2 separate regions of the Homo sapiens genome follow, and region 2 is linked to region 1. The links are chromatin contacts, found by Hi-C or POLR2A ChIA-PET in ENCODE. All regions are on one chromosome and are shown on one strand. The core of a region is the stretch at or near the end of the contact, and the rest is flanking DNA. Distances in the headings are between cores, read along the strand shown. Region 1 has its middle 52 kb from the start of TLR10. Region 2 has its middle 16 kb from the start of TLR1.

Region 1 (2,642 bases), core at 91-2,590:
CCAAAGTGCTGGGATTACAGGCGTGAGCCACCAGGCCCGGCCAACTGGATGTCTTATAAACAACAGAAATTCATTTCTGACAGTTCCAGAGGCTGGAACTCCAAAATCAAGGCACAGGCAGAGCTGGCATCTGGCGAGGTTCTGCCCTCTAGTTCATAGATGGTGCCTTCTCACCATGTCCTCCCAAGGTGGAAGGGGTGGGAGGTCTCTCTTGGGCATCTTTGATGAGGGCACTCTTCCCATTCAGGAGGCCTCTGCCTTCATGACCTAATCACCTCCCAAAGACCCAGCTCCCAGTACCATCACCTTAGGGGGTAGGATTTCAACATATGGATTTTAGGGAAACACAAACATTCAGACCATAGCAGAGGGGATGAGAGACCCCTGAAGCCTGCTAAGGCTCCTGAGAGCAGCTGACAAATGTATAGGATTTTGAAGAAACTTTTAAAGTCCCAGGGCAATCAACTTTGTTCCTGCTCTGAGTCTGAGAGGTCCCCATTCAAAGTTAGCCCCCTCATTCAGTCTTTTTTTTTTTTTTCTTAAATTTTGAGACAGGATCTTACCCAGGCTAGAGTGCAGTGGCACAATCACGGCTCACGGCAGCCTCCACCTCCCAGACTCAAGGGATCCTCCCACCTCAGCCTCCTGAGTAGCTGAGACTACAGGTACACGCCACCGTGCTTGGCTAATTTTTGTATTTTTTGTAGTGACAGGGTTTTGCCATGTAGCCCAGGCTGGTGTGGAACTCCTGGGCTCAAGCAGTCCACCCACTTTGACTTCCCAAAATGCTGGGATTACAGGCCTGAGCCCCTAACTCAGTCTTTATTGCACAGCATTAAAAGGGTGGAAGGAGCGCTTCACAGAGCCATTCTCCTCCTCCCACCACCATGAGAGGTACAAATTCTACCAAACCTCGTCTCCTGTCTGCCTCTGGTGCAGGTTGAGGTTTGGCCTTCAGGGATTGCTCCTCTGAGCTAATTTCTTGCAAAGGATGTGACAAAGGTCACTAGAGAGAAAACACCTCAGCACGTGTTCCATAGGCCAATGCGGTGAGTTCAGCACAGCCCCATCAGCACGCAGACCATGTGAGAGGACTCATGCATGGGAGGCCACCCACGAACAGGGCTATTTTAATAGAATGTCTTCGGGTGTGGTGAGAAAAACCCCGGCTTGGAGTGTTTGTGGTTCATCTGGAATCAGGCAGCGCTGTTATAAGCTTGGGGCCTATACAGGCTTCCTGGGTTTCTGCTTATTGATACACATTGTAGGTCCTCCAAGAACGGTCCTGAATCATTCCCTTGGTTATGTCCATGTACCGGATCATTCCTTTGATTAGTACACTGTAAATACTTCAAGAATGCTAGAGAAAGTTTTGAGATCAGAGCCTTTCCCACAAAAGGTCAGGAGTTCCAGTTCTCAATAAGCCGAGGTATCTGTGGTTAGAGGAGTCCAGAAAATGCGGGCTGTGTGCGCCCCCTGCTGGAGAGGGAGGCCCAGGCACGCGGAGCTTCTAGTTCAGGGCCGGGGTCCTCTTGAGGGTTCTCGGAGCACCTTCTCGCGGCTCAGAGGGTTCTTCTTCCTGTCCTTCCAGGGCGGCCTTGCGTGAGAGCAGGACTGCTAAGGGTAATGTGGCAATCTAGAGCCAGATTGCCGGGGTTCGAATCCTGCTTCTGCAACTGCTCTGTAACTTTTGGCAGGTCATTAAACCTCTCTGTGCCTCACCTTCCTCATCTGTAAAGTTGGGATGATCATATTAGAGCCTACCTCAGAGAGTACTTATGAGACATAAACGAGATAACATCTCAAACACTGAGGCACAAACAAAGCAAATGTCAAAACACTTAGAATGGTGCCTGGCACATAGGGAGTGTTATGTGTTAATTATATATTAATTATTGCTATTATTAATATCATCATCATAATTCTCTTGGTTATTAATAAAATCTAAGAGAAAGCTTTTCTCCTCTCTCTCAACCCTAAGGGTCACTTTCACGGGCATCAGAAATTCTAACAATCCCAGAGCCAGGATTACAGGCATGAGCCACCGCACTAGGCTCATTATTCTAGATACTAAGAGGAGGGAAGAAACTGCTAACTCTATTCCAATAAAAACATCTTCTTCAAAGAAAAAAGGTAAGCCAAGCACAGTGGCCATGCCCGTAATCCTGGCACTTTGGGAAGCTAAGGTGGGAGATCACTTGAGGCCAGAAGTTTGAGACCAGCCTAGGCAACCTAGCAAGACTCCCCCTCTACAAAAAAATTTAAAAATTGACACATGCCTGTGGTCCCCGCTACTTGAGAGGCTGAGGTATGAAGATCATTTGAACCCATGAGTTTGCAGCTACAGTGAGCTGTGATTGCACCACTGCACTGCAGCTTGGGCAACAGAGTGAAACACTGTCTCTAATTAATTAATTAATTAATTAATTAATTAATTTTTAATTAAAAAGAAAAAGAAAAAAGAATAACTTTCATATCAGCCAGGCACTTCCAAAGTTGTTGGGCTTGTTGGTTGTCTCTGATAGCAAAATAATCTATAGACTGCCTTTTATTTCTGCTTTTGGGAAAATTTAATAAAGTTTGGTTTCTGAGGTAGTACCCTCAATTTAACAATTTGTTTTCTTGAAAATTTGAAGATTATA
Region 2 (2,642 bases), core at 87-2,586, 89 kb after region 1:
AGGGAGAATGGAGGCCATAGGATAAGACCAGAGCTATAGGAAACAGAGACATCTGGTCATCCTGAGCCCTTGAATGATTTTGTGGAATAGAGACAGCTTACCTATTCTAGACCTCTTAGCTATACTTTTTTCTATTATATGAGAAAGAAATAAACCTCAATCTTATTTAAGCCTCTGTATTTGAGGTCTCCCAGTCCTGCAGCTTAGACTGTACCTTAATCGACACAATTATAGAAAAGGATATCTGCCTTCTTACCACTCATCCTTGATCTCCACTTCAGGGAGCTAGATCTGGGAGAGGGAGGGGCAAGAAGAGTGTATCTCAGATAAACCATGCCTACCTCCAAAATATATGCCAAGGTTGAGCTACAGACCTAGCCTGTGACATGCAGAAAGAAGATGAGTTTTAGATGAAGATGGAGATTTAGAATTTTAAACTAGATTGGAGTATCAGTATCTCAAAAGGACTGCAGAAGTATTAAATCTGCTCAAGATATCACTAAGGAGTGACAAGAGGGGAATTTCAGAATCCAGTTGATGGAATGACTGAGAAAAATAAACACTACTTCACATTTGGACTAGATGATGTTGAGATTCCTCATAAACTAACCGTAATTGAAACTCTCAGAAAGTCCCTGTGGTTTTAGAAATCCCCTCAGGTCTTTTACTCCCTGTAGTTTAGTCTCATTCCTTTCTAATCAAACCAGTCCCCAGAAACCTAGACAGAAATACCTCCTCCTTTCCCCATATTTGTGGTCTCATTCTCTTTAAAACTCCCACACTCTCACCGTTTATATCCCGGGTCTCCATCCACTGTCTCTTTCCTGTGCTCTTACACCCATCCACTCTATTCTCTTTGCCTATTACTCCTTTCTTTGTACCTCTGACTTTCCAAGCAGCTTCTTTTAGAGTCTTCACTCTTTCCAGGATAACATTTCTTTTCTGCTGCCACACTCAACTGAGTCTCCAGGGCATCAGAGCTGGTCATGCCAACTCCAGAGGACTGGGTTGAATAGTGTCCTCCACCCAACCTCCAAACATTTATGTCCATTTATTTCAGATTTATTCTGAAATCTCAGAATGTGACCTCATTGAAAAAAGAGTCTTTGTAGATCTAATTAAGTTAAGGACCAAGATGTGATGGCATCAGATTAAGGAGGCTCCTAAATCCAACTAGAGTGTCCTTGTAAGAGACAGGAAAAAAAAGACAGAGACTTGGAGGAGAACACCATGTGAAGACACAGGCACAGATTATTGATTATTTAACCCAAATTTGGGATACATTTTTTTAGATTGCGCATCTGCCATGTATGTCAATAGCCTACCAATAATTTTGGTTTCTCTTCTCATCTGTTGGTTCTACTGATTACGTAATAGGGTGTTGACTGGAACTTTTCTTATGACTTGGGTCCAAAACTAAAGACAAAGAAGTATTATGTACCACATTCTATAGAAAGCTGCTAACTACTGGGGCATGTCCTCCAGGGCATTCTAAGAAGCAGCTGATGCATCTGCAAACCAAGGGACGCCAAGGTTTGCCAGCAACTACCAGAAGCTAGGAGAGAGGAAAGGGATGATTTCTCCCTGACAGCCTCTGGAAGGAACAACCCTGCCAACCTTGATTTCTGACTTCTGCCTTCCTGAACTGGGAGAAATATATTTCTGTTGTTTTAAGCCACCCAGTTTGTGGTAATTTGTTTTGGTAGCCACAGGAAACTAACACATCCAGCAACACTGCCAATTTGATGCTTTCTTCGCTCATGGTATTCTTTCACTTCCAACTTTGCACCCACTGTGCCCTCCCCTTTGAAGGGTCTTCCCAGCCACATGCCCAGGACCCTTCCCAGCCACATGCCCAGGATCCTCCTGATGAAAGATCTTTCATCAAGGCTCATCCTAGCAGCCCTCCCTGGTCACTAACCTAGGTTTCTTATCTCTTTTGCTATGGTCTGGATGTTTGTGTGCCCCTCAAAATTCCTATGGTGAAATCCTAACCCCCAAGGGGATAATACAATCAGCCCTTCATATCCATGGGTTCCACATCCATAGATTCAAACAACCATGGATTGAAAATATTCAATAAATGAATAAATAAATAATAACAATATAATAATACAAAATAATAAAAATAAAAGACCATACAGTTTAACAACTACATAACATTTACATAACATTTACATTGTATTAGGTATTGTAAGAAATCTAGAGATGATTTAAGTATATGAGAGGATGTACATAGGTTATATGTAAATAGTACACTTTTTTTTTCAGAGTCAGTGTCTTGCTCTGTTGCCCAGGCTATAGTGCAACGGCATGATCATAGCTCACTGCAGCCTGGAATTCCTGGGCTCAAACAATCCTCCCACCTCAGCCTCCTGAGTAGTTGGGACTACAGGCATGTGCCGCCAGGCATGTATTTTTTTTGAGGAGGTGGGGTCTCACTATGATGCTCAGGTTGGAAGTATGCCATTTTACATAAGGGACTTGAGCATTCACAGACTTTGGAATCTACAGGGCTCCTGGAACCAATCCCCTGTGGATACGGAGAAAGAGCTGTATTAAGAGTTGGAGATGTTGGGAGACAATTAGGTCATGAATGTGGAGCCTTCATGAATGGCATTAGTGCCCTCCCCCAGGTGAGG

Evidence for each region. Hi-C counts contacts between places; a loop is a spot of excess contacts on that map. ChIA-PET counts read pairs that join two places held with the same protein, here RNA polymerase II (POLR2A). Pooled maps may share reads with other maps.
Region 2: a pooled map shows a loop between it and region 1 (2.4-fold over the local background). The contact joins two enhancer-like sites. A Hi-C loop is called at or near these places in 1 of 50 pooled maps. POLR2A ChIA-PET finds 5 or more read pairs at or near these places in 2 of 52 experiments (GM12878 and Panc1).

Annotation. Positions count from the first base shown.
Region 1 is chr4:38,729,836-38,732,477 of GRCh38, forward strand. No RefSeq gene overlaps it. Among named protein-coding and RNA genes, the nearest start is that of TLR10, 52 kb to the right of the region's middle. RefSeq lists an enhancer at 1,011-1,380. Within about 2 kb of position 1,341, at least 4 of the 41 ENCODE cell types and tissues checked have a DNase peak (open chromatin) inside an H3K27ac peak, as active enhancers do; they include GM12878, where a contact is called at or near this core.
Region 2 is chr4:38,819,100-38,821,741 of GRCh38, forward strand. No RefSeq gene overlaps it. Among named protein-coding and RNA genes, the nearest start is that of TLR1, 16 kb to the left of the region's middle. RefSeq lists an enhancer at 514-633. Within about 2 kb of position 1,337, at least 4 of the 41 ENCODE cell types and tissues checked have a DNase peak (open chromatin) inside an H3K27ac peak, as active enhancers do; they include GM12878, where a contact is called at or near this core.